Linked DNA regions of Homo sapiens: region 2 is linked to region 1. A link is a loop called in an ENCODE intact Hi-C map of the cell type or tissue named here. Cell type or tissue: heart right ventricle. All regions are shown on one strand. Links, peaks and the distances in the headings refer to the core of each region. The heading gives the core; the rest is flanking DNA.

Region 1 (9,420 bases), core at 3,253-5,752:
CCCAGGCCCGAGTACAGTGGCGCCATCTCAGCTCACTGCAACTTCTGCCTCCTGGGTTCAACTGATTCTCATGCCTCAACCTCCCAAGTAGCTGGGATTACAGGTGTGCACCATCACACCTGGCTAATTTTTGTATTTTTAGTAGACATGGGGTTTTACCATGTTGGCCAGGCTGGTCTCGAACTCCCAACCTCAGGTGATCACCCACCTTGGCCTCCCAAAGTGCTGGGATTACAAGTGTGAGCCACTGCACCTGGCCATCAATTTGAAAAGCAGATGCGGAAGAGAATACATAGTAAACTCTCTTTGGTATTTGTACCTTCATGAAAAAACACTGGAAGAATATTTAAGAAACTAATGTAAGTGGTTATAGGTAACCTAAGATTTAGCTCATATACACCAGTAGGGTTATACTGGTTAAAATATAGAAATATTCTTGTCCTGGTCGGTAAATGGCCACTACCAAACCCCTGAATTCCCTCCACCTCTGCTCTCACCCCAGGATAAATGACTGCCCCATGATCCAACAAGAGTTAACCCCAGCAGGGAAGGGGTCTGGCAAGCCAACAAAGAATGAGGTGGATGGTCATGGGGTAGGAGACTTTACAAACAAAACTTTTAAATATACTTTTTATTTCTGAGCCATATGAATATGTCACTTGGTAAAAAGGAATTTGAGGCGAGGTATAGTGACCTATGCCTATAACCCCAGCACTTTGGGAGGCTGAGGCAGGAGAATGCTTGAAGCCAGGAGTTTGAGGCTGTAATGAGCTATGATCATGCCACTGCACTCCAACCTGGATGACAAAGTGAGACCCTGTCTCTAAAAAAATAAATAAATAAAAAATTAAAAATCAAAGTCAAAAGGAGTTTGAGAGTAAAAAACAGAAAATAATGTGTTATTTATTTAATAAAATAAAAATTAAAAATTAAATGCTAGAGACCAGGCGCAGTGCCTCATGCCTGTGATCCCAGCACTTTGGGAGGCCGAGGAAGGTGGATCACCTGAGCTCAAGAGTTTGAGACCAGCCTGGGCAACATGGTGAAACCCTGTCTCTACCAAAAATACAAAACTTACCTGTGTATGGTAGCACATGCCTGTGGTCCCAGCTACTCAGGAGGCTGAAATGGGAGGATGGTTTGAGCCTGGGAGGCAGAGGCTGCAGTTAGCCGAGATCACACCGCTGTACTCCAGACTGGGTGACAGAATGAGACCCTGTCTCAAAAATTAAGAAAGAGGCTGGGCGCGGTATCTCACACCTGTAATCCCAGCACTTTGGGAGGCCCAGGTGGGCAGATCACCTGAGGTGAGGAGTTCAAGACCAGCCTGCCCAACATGGCGAAACCTCATCTCTACTAAAAATTCAAAAAATTAGCCAGGTGTGGTGGCAGGAGCCTGTAATCCAAGCTACTCAGGAGACTGAGGCAGGAGAATTGCTTGAACCCAGGAGGTGCAGGTTGCAGTGAGCAGAGATCATGCCACTGCACTCCAGCCTGGGCGACAAGAGCGAAACTCCGTCAAAAAACAAAAAACAAAAAAAAAAGAAAGAGAGAGAAAAGAAAGAAAGAGAGAAAGAAAGAAGGAAAGAAGTGCTATTGCCACTCTGAGTGAAACTTGGTCAAAAAACAAAAAAAGAAAGAAAGAAAGAGAGAGAGAGAAGAAAGAGAGAGAAAGAAAGAAGGAAAGAAGTGCTACTGCCACTCTCTATCACAGTACCATTTTATCTATGGATTTCAAACCATCAATTACTACCTTGTTTGTACATCCTGAAAATGTCACCTCTGTAATAACATAGATCCCGCCTGTCTGTTGTGTTCACCTCTGTATCCCCAGCACCTAGAAGCAAACCAGTATAAATATTTGTTGAATGAGGCTGGTTGTGGTGGCTCATGCCTGTAATCCTAGCAGTTTGGGAGGCTGGAGCGGTGGATTGCCTGAGCTCAGGAGTTTGAGACCAGCCTGGGCAACGTGGCGAAACCCCATCTCTACTAAAAATACAAAAAATTAGCTGGGCATGGTGGCGGGCGCCTGTAATCCCAGCTACTTGGGAGGCTGAGGTGCAAGAATCGCTTGAACCTAGGAGGTGGAGGTTGCAGTGAGCCAAGATCGTGCCACTTCACTCCAGCCTGGGCAACAGAGTGAAACTCTGTCTCTAAAAGCAAACAAATAAACAAACAAATATTTGTTGAATGAATATGGAATGTATACTTTAATGAAAAATCATACTGAGCAAAAGTTATGGGATGTAGTTAAAGGCAGTGTTCAAAGGGAAATATATAGTTGTAAATGTCTACATTTAAAGAAGATCATGTGTAAAATTTGTGATAGTGGAAATGAAGAAAGATATCAAATCAATAACCAAATTTATACCTTGATGAACTTGAAAAAGAGCCAACTAAACCCCAAACTAGCAAAAGGAAGGACACAATAAAGATTAAAGTAGGGATAAATAAAATAGAGGATAGAAAAACAATAGAGTCAATGATAGCAAAAGTTGGTTCTTTGAAAAGATCAACAAAATGAACAAACCTTTCCCTACACTAACACAGAAAAAAGAAGACACAAATAATTAAAATCAGAAATGAAAGTGGAGGCATTACCGACCATATAGAAATAAAAAAGATAAGAGAATATTATACAAAATTACATACCGTGGGGTGTGGTGGCTCACGCCTATAATCCCAGCACTTTGGGAGGCCAAGGTGGGCAGATCACCAGAGGTCAGGTGTCGGAGACCAGCCTGGCCAACATGGTGAAATCACATCTCTACTAAAAATACAAAAACTAGTCAGGCGTGGTGGCGGGCGCCTGTAATCCCAGGTACTTGGGAGGCTGAGGCAGGAGAATCGCTTGAACCTGGGAGGCAGATGTTGCAGTGAGAGGAGATCGTGCCACTGTACTCCAGCCTGGGTGACAGAGCGAGACTCTGTCTCCAAAGTAAAAATAAAAATAAATAAATAAATAAAAATACAAAAATTAGCTGAGTGTGGTGGAACGTACCTGTAATCCCAGCTACTTGGGAGGGTGAGGCAGGAAGATAGCTTGAACCTGGGAAGTAGAGGTGGCAGTGAGCCAAGATTGCGCCATTGCACTCCAGCCTGGGTGCCAGAGTGAGACTCCATCTCAAAATAAATAAATAAATAAAAATAAAAAAATTAGCTGGGTGTGGTGGCAGGCACCCGTAATCCCAGCTACTTGGGAGGCTGAGCCAGGAGAATCTCTTGAACCCGGCAAGCAGAGGTTGCAGTGAGCCAAGGTCATGCCACTGCACTGCAGCCTGGGCAACAGAGAAAGACTCCATCTCAAAAAAAAAAAAATTACATACCAACAAGTTTGATTAATTTACATGAACTGGACAAATTTCTAGAAACACACAAATTACCTAAAGTGACAAAATAAAGTCCAGGAATAGTTTCCCTGGTAAATTCTATCAAACACCTAAAGAATAATTAACACCAATCCCCAATCCTTTTTTTTTTTTTTTTTTTTGAGACGAAGTCTCGCTCTGTCACCCAGGCTGGAGTGCAGTGGCACGATCTCAGCTCACTGCAACCTCCACCTCCCAGGTTCAAACAATTCTCCTGTCTCAGCCTCCCGAGTAGCTGGGATTACAGGTGCCCGCCACCACACCTGGCTATTTTTGTATTTTTGGTAGCGATGGGGTTTCACCATATTTACAGGCTGGTCTCCAACTCGTGATCTCAGGTGATCCACCCTCCTTGGCCTCCCAAAGTGCTGGGATTACAGGCATGAATCACCTTGCCCAGCCAACACCAATCCTTCTTAAACTCCTCCAACAAATTGAAGAGCGGGAACATTTCCTAACTCATTCTATGAAGCCAGCATTAACCTAATACTAAAGCCATTTAAAGACATCACAAGAAAACAAACCAATATCTGTTATGATTCTAGATGTAAAAGTCCTTAACAAAATAGTAGCAAACCAAATCCAACAGCATATTAAGAGGATTATATATAGCTGGGGGCATGGTGGCTCATGCCTGCATTCCTAGAACTTTGGGATGCCAAAATAGGCAGATCTCTTTGAGCTCAGGAGTTCAAAACCGGCCTGGGCAACATGGCGAAACCACATCTCTACAGAAAATACAAAAATGAGCCAGGCATGCTGGCTTGTGCCTGTGGTCTCAGCTACTTGGGAAGCTGAGACTGGAGGATCGCTTGAGCTGGGAAGCAGAGGTTGCAGTCAGCCGAGATTGTGCCACTGCACTCCAGCCTGGGTGACAAAAGCGAGGCCCTGTCTCAAGAAAAAAAACAAGAGGATTATACACCATGACCCAGTGGATTTTAGCCATGAATGCACAAGTGGCTCTGTGAAGCAGGTCCTCTGTGCACTGGTTACCACTTCAGCCTACTGCCTCTTGGGCTGCACTTTTACTACTTTCCTGAATCCAGCGAGGCAGAACACTGCCTCACATACACAATAAGTCACATGAAACAGGTTTACTATTTATAGATAGGCAGCAAGGGACAACAGCAGCCTAGGATTCAGATTGAGCCAGTACCCCAAGGCTCAGGAAGGCTGCTTGAGGCAGTGAAGTCTCATCTGTACCTGCCCCACTTGCACCACAGTTGAGAGACCCCAGAAAGTAGTCGGCCAAGGGTTTTCTATCCCAGGGACCACATGAAACACTGGGCTAAAGCACTGAAAGACATCCTGTTTCAAGGAGAAACTGGAATAGAGCCCAGGCTGTTCCAGCCAATTCCCCCCATCTCAGGATGTTGCAATACCAGCCCATTCTACAGTTATTCTTGAAAACTATAAGTGAGAAAGTGGGGGAGAACTGGATCAGTTCAAGGCCACCCAGAGAACTGTCCTGCAGGTTCAATGTAAGAAAATCAATTCATGGCCAGGCATGGTGGCTCACGCCTGTAACCCCAACATTTTGGGAGGCCAAGGCGGGCAGATCACTTGAGCTCAGGAGTTTGAGGCCAGCCTGGGCAACATGGCGAGACCCCATCTCTACAAAAAATATTTTAAAAATTAGCCGGGTGTGGTGGGGTGTGCCTGTAGTCTCAGCTACTCAGGAGACTGAGATGGGAGAATCACCTGAGCCTGGGAGGTGGAGGCTGCAGTGAGCCATGATCATGCCACTTCACTCCAGTCTGGAGGACACAGTGAGACCCCTGTCCAAAAATAAAGAGAGAGAGAGAGAGAAGGGAGGGAGGGAGGTGAGAAAGAGAGAGAGAGAAAGAAAAGAGGGGAGGGAGGGAAAGGGAGGGGAGGGAGGGAAAGGGAGGGGAGGGAGGGAAGGGGAAGGGAAGGGGGAAGGGGAGCAGACGGGAGGGGAGAGAAGACAGGAGGGGAAAGGAGGGGGGAGGGGAAGGGAGGGGAGGAGAGGGAGGGAAGGGAGGAAAGGGGGAGGGGGGAGTGGGAGGGAAAAGGAGAGGAGAGTGAGGGAAGGGAGGAGGGGGGAGAGGGGAGGGGGAGGCAGGGGGATCACCTGAGGTCAGGAGTTTGAGGCCAACCTGACCAACATGGTGAAACCCTGTCTCTAATAGAAATACAAAAATTAGCTGGACGTGGTGGCACGCGCCTGTAATCCCAGCTACGGAGGTTGAGGCAGGAAAAACGCTTGAACCTAGGAGGAAGAGGTTGCAGTGAGCCGAGATCATGCCATTGCACTCCAGCCTGGGCAACAGAGCAAGACTCCGTCTCAGAAAGAAAAAAAAAATCAATTCATGCTGGCCAGGTGCGGTGGTGCATGCCTGTGATTCCAGCACTTTGGGAGGCCAAGGCAGGGAGTGGGGGGATCACTTCAAGTCAGGAGTTCAAAACCAGCCTGGACAACACAGCAAGATATTGTGTTTACTAAAAAAAAAAAAAAAAAAAAAATTTGAGACAGTGTCTCACTGTGTCATCCTCCAGGATGGAGTGTAGTGGCATGATCACGGCTCACTGCAGCCTCGACCCCCAGGCTCTGGTGATCCTCCCATTTCAGCACCCCAAACAGCTGGGACTACAGGTCGTGCTACCAGGCCTGGCTAATTTTTGTATTTTTTTGGAAAGATGGGGTTTCACCATGTTGCCTAAGCTGATCTCAAACTCCTGAGCTCAAGAGATCCACCTACCTCAGTCACCCAGAGTGTTAGAATTATAGGCATCAGCCACCGTGCCCAGCCTAAAATTTTTTTTTTAATTAAAAAAAAAGAGGCCGGGCACGGTGGCTTATGCCTGTAATCCCAGCACTTTGGGAGGCTGAGGTGAGTGGATCACCTGAGGTCAGGAGTCCCAGACCAGCCTGGCCAACATGGTGAAACCCCTCTCCTAAAAATGCAAAAATTAGCCAGGTGTAGTGGTGGGCACCTGTAATCCCAGCAACTCAGGAGGCTGAGGCAGAAGAATCGCTTGAACCCGGGACGCGGAGGTTGCAGTGAGCCAAGACCATGCCATTGCACTCCAGCCTGGGAGACAAGAACAAAACTCCATCTCAAAAAAAAAAAAAAAATCCAGGAAGGGCACAGCATTAGGATAAATAGCCAATGCATATGGGGCTTAATAACTAGGTGATGGGTTGATAGGTGCAGCAAACCACCATGGCACACATTTACCTATATAACTAACCTGCATGTCCCGCACATGTATCCTGGAACTTAAAATAAATTAAGGCTGGGCGTGGTGACTCACGCCTGTAATCTCAGCACTTTGGGAACCCGAGACAGGTGGATCACCTGAGGTCAGGAGTTCCAGACCAGCCTGGCCAACATGGTGAAACCCTGTCTCTACTACAAGTACAAAAAAAATTAACCAGCTGTGGTGGCAGGTGCCTGTAATCCCAGCTACTCAGGAAGCTGAGGCAGGAGAATTGCTTGAACCTGGGAAGTGGAGGTTGCAGTGAGCTGAGATTGTGCCACTGCATTCCAGCCTGGGTGACAGAGCGAGACTCCATCTCAAAAAAAGAAACATAAAATGTTTAAAAATTTTTGTAAAGAAAATCAATTAATGTGATATATCATAGTAATAGAAGGGAGAAAAAACACGATTATCTCAAGTGATAAAGAAAAAGCATTTGACAAAATCCAATGCCCTTTCATGACAAAAAGAAAACATTCAGAAAACTAGGAATAGGAGGAAACTTCCTTAACATGTTAAAGGGCATCTATGAAAATCCCAGAGCAAACATCACACTCAACAGTAAAAGACTGAAAGCTTTCCCCTGATTGTTCCACCAATTAGGAACAAGACAAGGACTCCCACTTTCACCACTGCTATTCAAATTGTACTGGCTGCTCTGGCCAGGGCAATTAGATGAGAAACAGAAACCAAAGGCATCCTAACAGGAAAGGAAGAAGGAAAACTATTTCTATTGACAGATGACTAAATCTTACATATAGAAAATCTCAAAGAATCCACAAGAAGGTTACGAGAGCTAATTAACAATATCAGCAAAGTCACAGGACACAATATCAACACCCAAAAATCTATACATCAGTAATGAACAATCAGAAAAGGAAATTAAGGCCAGGCATGGTGGCTCACACCTGTAATCCCAGCACTTTGGGAGGCCAAGGCAGACGGATTGGTTGAACCCAGAAGTTCAAGAACAGTTTGGGCAACATGGAGAAACCCCATCTCTACTAAAAATAGAAAATATAGCTGGTCGTGGTGGTGTGCACCTATAATCCCAGCTACTCAGGAGGTTGAGGTGGGAGGATCACCTGACCCCGGAATGCAGAGGTTGCAGTGAGCTGAGATTGCATCAGGCCATTGCACTCCAGCCTGGGCCTCAGAACAAGACACTGTCTCAAAAAAAAAAAGAAAAGGAAATTAAGACAACAATTCCACTTACATATGCATTGGAAAATATAAAGTATCTAGGAATCAATTTAACCAAGGAGGTGAAAGACATATACATTGATAACTATAAAACATTGCTGAAAGAAATTAAAGACAATCTAAATAAATGGAAAGATCCTGTATTCATGGACTGGAAGATTTAGTATTGTTAAGATGTCAGTACTACCCAGTGATCTACAGATTCAATACAATGCCTACCTATCAAGGTCTCAACAGCTGGCCAGGCATGGTAGCTCGCGCCTGTAATCCCATCACTAGAATGCTGAGGCAACAGTATTGCTTAACAGGAGGTTGAAACCAGCCTAAGCAACATACTGAAACCCTGTCTCTATATAAAAATTTAAAAGTAGCTGGGTGTGGTGGTACATATCTGTAGTCCCAGCTACTCAGGAGGCTGAGGCAGGAGGATCACTTGAGCCCAGGAGTTCAAGGCTGCAATGAGCTATGATCCTATGATCATGCTACTGTACTCCAGCCTGGGTGACAGAGAGAAACCTAGTCTCTAAAAACAAACAAAAAACCCAACAGCCTTTTTTGCAGAAATGGAAAAGCAAATTATTAAAATCATATGAAACTGTAAGGGGCCTTGAGTAGACGAAACAATCTTGGAAAAGAACCAAGCTGAAGAACTGACATTTCCCAATTTCAAAACTTACTACAAAGGTACAGTAATCAAAACAGTGTGGTACTTAAAATGAACAGGTTTTCCTAAAAACAAACAGTGTGGTACTGGCATAAGGACAGACATACAGACCAATGGAATCGAAGTGAGAGTCCAGAAATAAACCCAGTGCTTGCTTCAGCAGCACATATACTAAAAGTGGAATGATACAGAAGTAAACCCAACATCTATGGTCAACTGATTTTCAAAAAGGGTGCAAGTCCATTCAATGGAAAAAGAATAGTCTTTTAAACAAATGGTGCTGGAACAATTGGAGTTCTACGTGTAAAAGAATGAAGTTGGTCTGGGTGCAGTGGTTCACACCTGTAATTCCAGTGCTTTGGGAGGCTAAGGCGGGAGGACTGCTTGAGCCCAGAAGTTTGAGACCAGCCTGGGCAACATAATGAGACTCTTGTCTCAAAATAAACTTAAAATAAAATAATAAAATATAGAATAAAATAAAATAGCCAGGTGTGGTGGCATGCATCTGTATTACTAGCTACTTGGGAGGCTGAGGTAGGAGGATCACCTGAGCCCAGTTCAAGGCTGCAGTGAGTTATGATCATGCCACTGTACTCCAGCCTGGGTGACAGGGAGAGACCCTGTCTTAGAAAAAAAAAAAATGAAGTTAGATCCCTACTGCACAGTCACTTATAAAAATTAACTCAAAATGGGTAAACAATCTAAATATGAGCTAAAATCATTACCTCATAGAAGAAACATAAGGGTAAATCTTCATAACCTTAGATTTGGCAATGGATTCTTAGATATGACATAAGCAACATCAAAATTAAAAACTTTCAACCTTTTGTGAGTGGTGGCTAGCACTAAGAGAAGCCAGGAAGGCCTGGGGCACACATCAAGAACACAAGGTGGTGGGGGTGTTGCCTGACCACCCCCAAAAGCTGCACACCAACCCTCTACCCCATGCGAATCTTTGAG
Region 2 (9,010 bases), core at 6,207-8,706, 98 kb after region 1:
ATTATTCCCTTCCTAAATGATTGGTAGAATCCACCACTGAAAGACTTCTGGGCTTACAGTTTTCTTTGTGGGAAGGTTTTTATTTTCTTTTTTTCTTTTTTTTTTTTTTTTTGAGACGGAGTCTTGCTCTGTCGCCCAGGCCGGAGTGCAATGGCATGATCTCGGCTCACTGTAGCCTCCACCTCCTGGGTTCAAGGATTCTCCTGCTTCAGCCTCCTGAGTAGCTGTGACTACAGGCGCCTGCCACCACACCCAGCTAATTTTTGTATTTTCAGTAAAGACAGATTTCACTATGTTGGTCAGGCTAGTCTCAAACTCCTGACCTCAGGTGATCCACCCGCCTCAGCCTCCCAAAGTGCTGGGATTACAGGCATGAGCCACCACACCCGGCCATATTTTTCTTTGTCTAGTTTTCAGAAGTTTGATGTATCTTGGCATGAATTTCTTTGGGATTTCTGTTTGGGATATGCTCATGTTTTTAAAAAAATTTTTTTTAATTTTTTTTTTTTTTTTTTTTTTCTGAGATGGAGTCTGGCTCTGTCACCCAGGCTAGAGTGCAGTGGAGTGATCTTGGCTCACTGCAACCTCCACCTCCGAGGTTCAAGCGATTCTCCTGCTTCAGTCTCCTGAGTAGCCGGGACTACAGGCGCTTGCCACCACCCCTGGCTGATTTTTGTATTTTTAGTACAGACAGAGTTTCACCATGTTGGCCAGATTGGTCTTGAACTCCTGAGCTCAAGTGATCCGCCTGCCTTGGCCTCCCAAAGTGCTGGGATTACAGGCATGAGCCACCATGGCCAGCCAAAAAAAAAGAAATTTTTTTTGTTTTTTAAATTTTTAGACAGGTTCTTAACTCTGTTGCCCAGGCTGGGGTGCAGGGGCACAATCTAGACTCACTGCAGCCTCCACCTCCGAGGCTCAAGCAATCCTCCCACTTCAGCCTCCTCAGTAGCTGGGACTATGGCCATGCACCACCACACCTGGCTAATTTTTATGGTTTTTTTTGTAGAGACAGGGTTTCACTGTGTTGACCATGTTGACTGGTCTTGAACTCCTGAGTTCAAGTGATCCACCCTCCTCAGCCTCCCAAAGTGCTTGGGATTACAGGCGTGAGTCACCACACCCGCCTGCTCAACTTTTTTAAATTGTATTTTTTAATAGCTTTATTAAATGTAGTTCACTTATCATGTAATTTACCCCTTTCACAAGTCTGCAATTAAGTGGTTTTTAGTATATTTATAAATACGTGCAACTATCACAGTTGATTTCAGAGTGTTCATCACCTCAAGGAAAAACCTTGCATCCCTTAGTTATCTTACTCCTACCCCTCCATCCTCCCAAGCCCTAAGCAACCACTAATCTACTTTCTGTCTCTATAGATGTATTTATTCTGTAAAGTTCATATTAATTGAATCATACAATATGTGCCCTATATCAGTTGGCGAACGTTTAGATTGTTTCTACTTTTGGGCTATTATAAATAATGCTGCTGTGGGCTGGGCATGGTGGCTCACACCTGTAATCCCAGCACTTTGGGAGGCCGAGGCAGGTGGATCATCTGAGGTCAGGAGTTCAAGACCAGCCTGGCCAACATGATGAAACCCCGTCTCTACTAAAAATACAAAAATTAGCCAGGCGTGGTGGCTCGTGCCTGTAATCCCAGCTACTCTCGAAGCTGCAGCAGGAGAATCGCTTGAACCTGGGAGGCGGAGATTGCGGTGAGCCGAGATCACGCCATTGCACCACAGCCTGGGTGACAGAGCAAGACTCTGTCTCAAAAAATAAAGAAATAAAATAATGCTGCTGTGAACATTTATGTACAAGTGTTTATATATACTTTTTTTTTTTTTTTTTGAGACGGAGTCTCGCTCTGTCGCCCAAGCTGGAGTGCAGTGGTGTGATCTCGGCTCATTGCAAGCTCTGCCTCCCAGGTTCACGCCATTCTCCTGCCTCAGCCTCCCAAGTAGCTGGGACTACAGGCACCCACCACCATGCCCAGCTAATTTTTTGTATTTTTAGTAGAGATGGGGTTTCACCCTGTTAACCAGGATGGTCTCGATCTCCTGACCTCATGATCCGCCAGCCTCGGCCTCCTAGAGTGCTGGGATTACAAGCGTGAGCCACAGCGCCAGGCCTTATATATACATTTTTTGTTGTTGTTTGTTTTTTGTGCCACCTACTCTCCTCTCTGTGGCCCAGGCTGGAGTGCAAGTGGCATAATCTCAGCTCACTGCAACCTCCACTTCCCGGGTTCAAACGATTCTAGTGCCTGAACCTCCCGAGTAGCTGGGACTGTAGGTGTGCACCACCATGCCCGGCTAATTTTTGTATTTTTAGTAGAGATGGGGTTTCGCCTTGTTGGCCAGGCTGGTCTCGAACTCCTGGCCTCAGGTGATCTACCTGCCTCAGCCTCCCAAGGTGCTCTTATTACAGGCATGAGCCACTGTGCCCAGCCTGTGTCTACATATGTTTGAATTCCTTTTCGGGTATATACGTAGGAGTAGAATTGCTAGATCATGTGGTATCTCTGTGTTCAACTTTTTGTGGAAATCTCAGACTGTTTCAAAGTGGCTGTGCCATTTTTACATTCCCACTGGAAATATATCAGGGTTCCTTTTTTTTTTTTTTTTTTTTTTTTTGAGACAGGGTCTTACCCCGTCACCCACGCTGGAGTGCAGTGGTACAGTCTTAGCTCACTGCAACTTCTGCCTCCCAGGTTCTAGCGATTCTTCTGCCTCAGTTTCCCAAGTAGCTGGGATTACAGGCACGCACCACCACTCCCAGCTAATTTTTTTTTCTTTTTTTTTTTTTTTTTTTTTTTTTTGGTAGCAACAGGGTTTTGCCATGTTGCCCAGGCTGGTCTTGAACTCTTGACCTCAAGTTATCCACCTGCCTCAGCCTCCCAGAATGTTGGGATTACACACATGAGCCACCGCACCCCCAGCTAGGATTCCAGTTTTTTCATGTCCTCACCAACTCTTGTTATTGTCTGTTTTATTCTAGCCATCCTAGAAGGTGTGAGGTGATATCTCATTTTGGTTTTAATTTGCATTTCCCTAATGACTAATGATGTGTGTGTCTTTTCATTTGCTTATTGGCTATTTGTATATCTTTGGGGAAATTTCTATTCAGATCCTCTGCCTATTTTTTGACTGGATTGTCTTTTTATTGTTGAGTTGTAAGAGTTCTTTATATATTCTGGATATGAGCCATGTATCCGATGATTTGCAAATATGGGACAATTTTGGTGTCCTTGGAAGCACAAAAGTTTTATTTTTTATCAAGCATAATTTATCTGTTTTTTCTTTTGTTGCTTGTGATTTTTGGTGTCATATCCAAGAAGGCTTTGCCTAATCCGAGGTCACAAAGTTTTACCTCCTATGCTTTCTTCTGAGTCTTATAGTTTTAGCCCTTACATCTATGATCTGTTTTGAGTTAATTTTTGTGCATGGTGCAAAGGAGTCCCGCTTCATTCTTTTGCACTTGGATACTATTTTCAAATATAAATGATTGAGTAGCAAAGCATCTAATGGACAGAGTTAGCTCCAGTGGGTGGCTACAATTACCCAAGAAGCAGATATTAGTTGAATGAAAGGAAGAACTCCTAACAGTGAGACCTGTTCCAACAGGGGAACCAGCTCCTCCAGAAGTTTTGGATTCCTCCTCATTGGAAGTATTGGCACAGCTAGTGAACGAGTTGTCAGGGTTGAAGTAAATGGGAGGGGTGAGAAGGGCTAGAGGTGAGAGGAGAAACCATTTGGCCCTAAAGGTTCCTTTGTCTCCCAGACCAGCTTTTCCTCTTAGCGAGATTTTCCTACTAAAACACTAACTCCCAAAAGTATACTAAGAGAGTACATTGGTGGTATAGTGGTAAGTATAGCTGCCTCAAATAATATACTAAGAGGTATTATTAATACACCCATAGTGGAAAAAAGTACAGCGTATATTTGGAGTATACCTCTGTCATATGTGTGTATGCACAGCCACTAGTATAGATAACCCTGCCGGTAGAGTGCATCTCCATCACACGTGTGTGCACATCCACCCAAGTAGATAATCCTGCTGGTAGAGTGCACCTCCGTCATGTGTGCTGCCATCCATATGTGCATGAAGGCACAGAAGCTCATAACAGTGGTGAACATTGGAGAGGGCAGCTGAGACCTCAACCTTGCAAAATGGGTTTCTTTCTGTGAGGTTCTAGCAGTAAGGCATGTTATGATCACTGACTTCCTGCTGCAGGCCCTTCTTTACATGCTGAAGCCCAAGATGGGCAATGCTGGCTTCAATACCAGCTGAGATTGTTCAGGGCTCTCTTATGTGTCAGGCTCTGATACACCATTTTTTTTTTAATCTCATCAGTGTCTGACTATTTCTGATCATTTCTTTAGTCAGTGTGAGAAGGGAGATTATGTAAAAGCCATTAAACATAAATATAGAGTTAGATTTTGCTAATATTTTCTTTATCTCTTTACTGCTTTGACTCATTGCTCATGAGGTAGTGTGGCATCAGGAAGATCTGTAGAAGGAGAGGAAGTAACTTCTTAGCTGAGTCTCTTATTTCTTTTAGAACATACTTAGAAATTCCCTTCCAGAAATTTCACCTAAGGAAGCCATCTGATGGTAAATATTTTTTCATAAGACTCTTTGTCTGCCAGATGCAATGGCTCAAACCTGTTCCCAATACTTTGGGAGGCCAAGGCAAGAGGATTGCTTGAGCTCAGGAGTTCAAGACCAGCCTGGGCAACAAAGTGAGACCCTGTCTCTACACAAAACAAAACAAAACAAAAATTAGCCAGGCGTGGTGGTACACATCTGTAGTCCCAGCTACTGAGGAGGCTGAGGCAGGAGGATTGCTTGAGCCCGGGAGGTCAAGGCTGCAGTGAGCCGTGATCACACCACTACGTTCCAGCCTGGGCAACAGAGTGAGACCTTCTCTCAAAAAAAAAAAAAAAAAAGGTTTTTGTCAAAACCATATTTGCGCTACCACAAAGTTAGGAAACAAACCTATGTCCAACAGCAGAAGCGTCTTTGCATAAAATTTGGCAAAGCCATAGGAAGGGATATTAAACAACCACTAAAAAAGATTAATATCCTAGGGAATGGCCGGGCACAGTGGCTCACGCCTGTAATCCCAGCACTTTGGGAGGCCGAGGCGGGGGATCACAAGGTCAGGAGATTGAGACCATCCTGGCTAACACCATGAAACCCCATCTCTACTAAAAAAAAAAAATACAAAAAATTAGCCAGGCATGGTGGCAGGCACCTGTAGTCCCAGCTACGCAGGAGGCTGAGGCAGGAGAATGGTGTGAACCCGGGAGGTGGAGCTTGCAGTAAGCAGAGGTGCACCACTGCACTCCAGCCTGGGAGTCACAATGAGACTCTGTCTTAAAAAAAAAAAAAAAAAAAAAAAAGTTTGATATCCTGGGGAAATGGTCACAGTATGGTAAATGGAAATTGCAGGATATTAATATGCTGCTAGTAGGAGTGTAAGTAGAACAGCTACTCAGGAGAGCATTTAGAAAAATTTTAAATGCTCATGCCTGTGGCTCAGTTTTCCCTTTCTAGGATTAGATTGCAAAAAAACTCAGCGTTTGAGGGAGAAAATTTGTATAAGGATGTGTACAGCAACATTGTGTTTACCACAAATTGGAAACAAAAGAAATGTCCACCAACAGGAGAATGGATAAATACTCTGTGGGGTATACTGTGTCTGGTTAAGTTTCACTGGAAAGTAGAGACTAAAGGAAGTATAGCTACATGTTTCAACCTGGGTGTATCATAAAAGCAAATGTTAAAAGGCAAACTGCAAAGTTACCAACAAGCCTCAGAAGATACTATATACTGTTTACGGACATATGAAGTACAAATAGCAACTTGTGGCAGTGTCCTCCTCTGATTTAAGGGTAAGGAGGCCTGCGGGCTTGAGCCTCTGTGACAGAAACATTTTGGTCCACTAACAAATATGGCGAAACCGTTGGGATTTGTTCATGTTAGGTGAAGGCGTTAAGGATGAGCAGTGTGGTATTATCATGCTTTGTGTTTGAAATATATCATAAGATAAAAATTTAAATGCAAACCATAAAATTATGAATATATCATTAAATTTTGGTACATCTAACTGGTAGGGAATGTTATGAAGCCTTTAAATTTTCTTTTCTGGCTGGGTACTGTGGCTCACACCTGTAATCCCAGCATTTTGGGAGGCCGAGGCAGAAGGATCACTTGAGCCCCAAAGTTCAAGACCAGCCCGGGCAACATGGCAAGACCCCATCTCTACAAAAAAAATTTAAAAATTAGCTGGGCCTGGTGGTGCACACCTATAACACCAGCTACACAGAAGGCTGGCATGAGAGGTGAGCTACGATTGCACCACTGCACTCCAGTCTGGTTGACAGACCATGACTCTCTCTTTAAAAAAAAAAAAAAAATTCTTGCTGGGCGTGGTGGCTCACTCCTGTAATCCCAGCACTTTGGGAGGCTGAGGCAGGTGGATCACAAGGTCAGGAGTTCAAAATCAGCCTGGCTAACATAGTGAAACCCCGTCTCTACTAAAAATAACAAAAATTAGCCAGGCATGGTGGTGCGTGCCTGTATTCCCAGCTACTGGGGAGGCTAAGGCAGGATAATCGCTTGAACCCGGGAGGTGGAAGTTGCAGTGAGCTGAGATCACGCCATTGCACTCTGCTTGGGCAACAGAGTGAGACTTCGTCTCAAAAAAAAAAAAAAATTCTTAGGCTGGGCACAGTGCCTCACTCCTATAATAACACTTCGGGAAGCCGAGACAGGAGGATTACTTAGGCCCAGGAGTTTGAGGCCAGCCTGGGCAACATGGTGAGACCCTATCTCTACAAAAAATAAAAAGAATTAATCAAAATAATAGAAATAATAAGATCCCAAATTTAAGTATTTATTTACATATATATGCATACAAAGAAAATAATCTGGAAAGGAAAACATCAGAATATTTACCCCATAGCCTGTGGAATTATAGGTAACTTAATTTAACTTTTCATACTATGTCTTTTAAATTCTCTATGTTAAATATATATGGATTTTGTTATCAGAATAGGAAAAAACAAAGGAAAAGAAAAAGTGTAAACAGCCATTTTGGGGTACGTACTCAGAGTAGCCAGATGGCAAGTGCATGCCATGCCCGGCCTCAGCCCCGCCCTCTGGTCCCTGTGCCGGCTGTGCCAGGTGCCCTCTTGCTAGGCTACATGTTCCTTGCAGATCGGCTTCACCACCGACCCTCGGATGGCCCGCTCCTCCCCCTACCCCACTGACGTGGCCCGAGTGGTGAATGCCCCCATTTTCCACGTGAACTCAGATGACCCCGAGGCTGTCATGTACGTGTGCAAAGTGGCGGCCGAGTGGAGGAGCACCTTCCACAAGGACGTGGTTGTCGATTTGGTGAGTGACTCTGGGGACAGCACGTCCTGGGCAGAGCATCTGACCCACCCCTCTTGCCCTCGGCACCCCTGTGTCCCAAGGAGAGGAGCTTGTCTAGATGAGTCACCTCAGGGCTCTCTACTGCCAGGCCTCATGCTGGTTCCTTTGAGCTCCAAATAGTTCAGGCCTGTAAGCACCAAGGAATGCTTCCCAGGCAGGAGCTGTGGTGGTGAGGAGGGCCACTCCTCATTGACAGAGCAGCTCTACTGTGTGAAGGAGAGATACACAGAATCCTAATTCTAGAGAAGGTAAACTCCAGGGCAGGCATGAGGAATGAAGAACGTGGCCATCACCTAGGAGAGATGGGGCAGGTGCCTGAACAGCACTTCTTCCCAAGGGGCCAGCCCTTGTCTCTGACATCCTCTCACTGCTCTGAGCAGGTGTGTTACCGGCGCAACGGCCACAACGAGATGGATGAGCCCATGTTCACGCAGCCGCTCATGTACAAGCAGATCCGCAAGCAGAAGCCTGTGTTACAGAAGTACGCTGAGCTGCTGGTGTCGCAGGGTGTGGTCAACCAGCCTGAGTATGAGGTACGTCCCTGCGGCTCTATCCCAGTGCGCCTTTCCAGGGCTGGCGATGACTAGAAAAGGTGGGCCACAGGGCCAGTTCTCACTTTTGCCAGTTATGAGGATACACGTGAGAGGATGTGAAATATTTACAACTACAGCATTTCAATGCATAACTTTTTGGAGAATCTGGGCCACTGAGATGCTTTATAAAGGAAGTGGGCCTTAAACAGTGTTTTGGGGAAGGGAAGGGGATGTTTTCAGGTTGAGGTAGTAGCAGCCCAGTAGGTTTTCTCAGATTTCACAAATTGTGCATGGTTGAGAGGTGGGTGGTGGATCCAGCTTGGTAAGGGGCCTGTTGTAATCTGGATAGTAAGTGCTGGTTGGTTGTGAGTGGGAAGGCCAAGCAGCTGCCCTAGAGAGGGAGAGGGTGGGTGTGAGGAGCTATATCTGAGCATGGGAACAGGACAGATCCCAGATCAGAACAACCTGATAGCCTGTAGCCTATGCTGGAGACAGAGCTTTGTGAACCAGTTTTTTTTTTGTTTTGTTTTGTTTTTTGAGACGGAGTCTAGCTCTGTCACCCAGGCTGGAGTGCCGTGGCATGATCTTAGCTCACTGCAACCTCCACCTCCTTACTTCAAGCAGTTTTCATGTCTCAGCGTCCCAAGTACCTGGGATTACAGGTGCGAGCCACCACGCCTAGCTAATTTTTGTATTTTTAGTAGAAACAGGGTTTCCCCGTGTTGGCCAGGCTGGTCTTGAACTCCTGACCTCAAGTGATCTGCCTGTCTTGGCCTCCCAAAGTGCTGGGATTATAGGCATGAGCCACTGCGCCTGGCCTGGACCAGTTCTTAAGAAAAAATGTGGTGGGCTGGGCGTGGTGGCTCATGCCTGTAATTGCAGCACTTTGGGAGACTGAGGCAGGTGGATCATGAGGTCAAGAGATCGAGACCATCCTGGCCAACATGGTGAAACCCCGTCTACTAAAAATACAAAAATTTGCTGGGCGTGGTGGCACGCACTTGTAGTCCCAGCTACTCAGGTGGCTG

Evidence for each region. A loop is a pair of places that touch in the nucleus more often than their neighbours do. Peaks named below come from ENCODE experiments on the same cell type or tissue, not always from the same donor. Only the 100,000 strongest peaks of a DNase experiment are listed, where the experiment ranks them.
Region 2: it touches region 1 in a loop (2.3-fold over the local background); 10 of 110 quality-filtered maps call a loop at or near these places.

What each region holds. Positions count from the first base shown.
Region 1 is chr7:44,591,712-44,601,131 of GRCh38, forward strand. No RefSeq gene overlaps it. Among named protein-coding and RNA genes, the nearest start is that of OGDH, 10 kb to the right of the region's middle. In heart right ventricle, for the core only: a CTCF peak has its summit at 4,375; no DNase peak of the experiment used is centred there; H3K27ac peaks cover 1,398 bases.
Region 2 is chr7:44,686,595-44,695,604 of GRCh38, forward strand. It overlaps OGDH (oxoglutarate dehydrogenase), which reads left to right. Exons shown (of 23, transcript NM_002541.4): 11 at 7,231-7,410; 12 at 7,830-7,982. Among named protein-coding and RNA genes, the nearest start is that of ZMIZ2, 58 kb to the right of the region's middle. In heart right ventricle, for the core only: no CTCF peak of the experiment used is centred there; a DNase peak (open chromatin) is centred at 7,447; H3K27ac peaks cover 2,162 bases.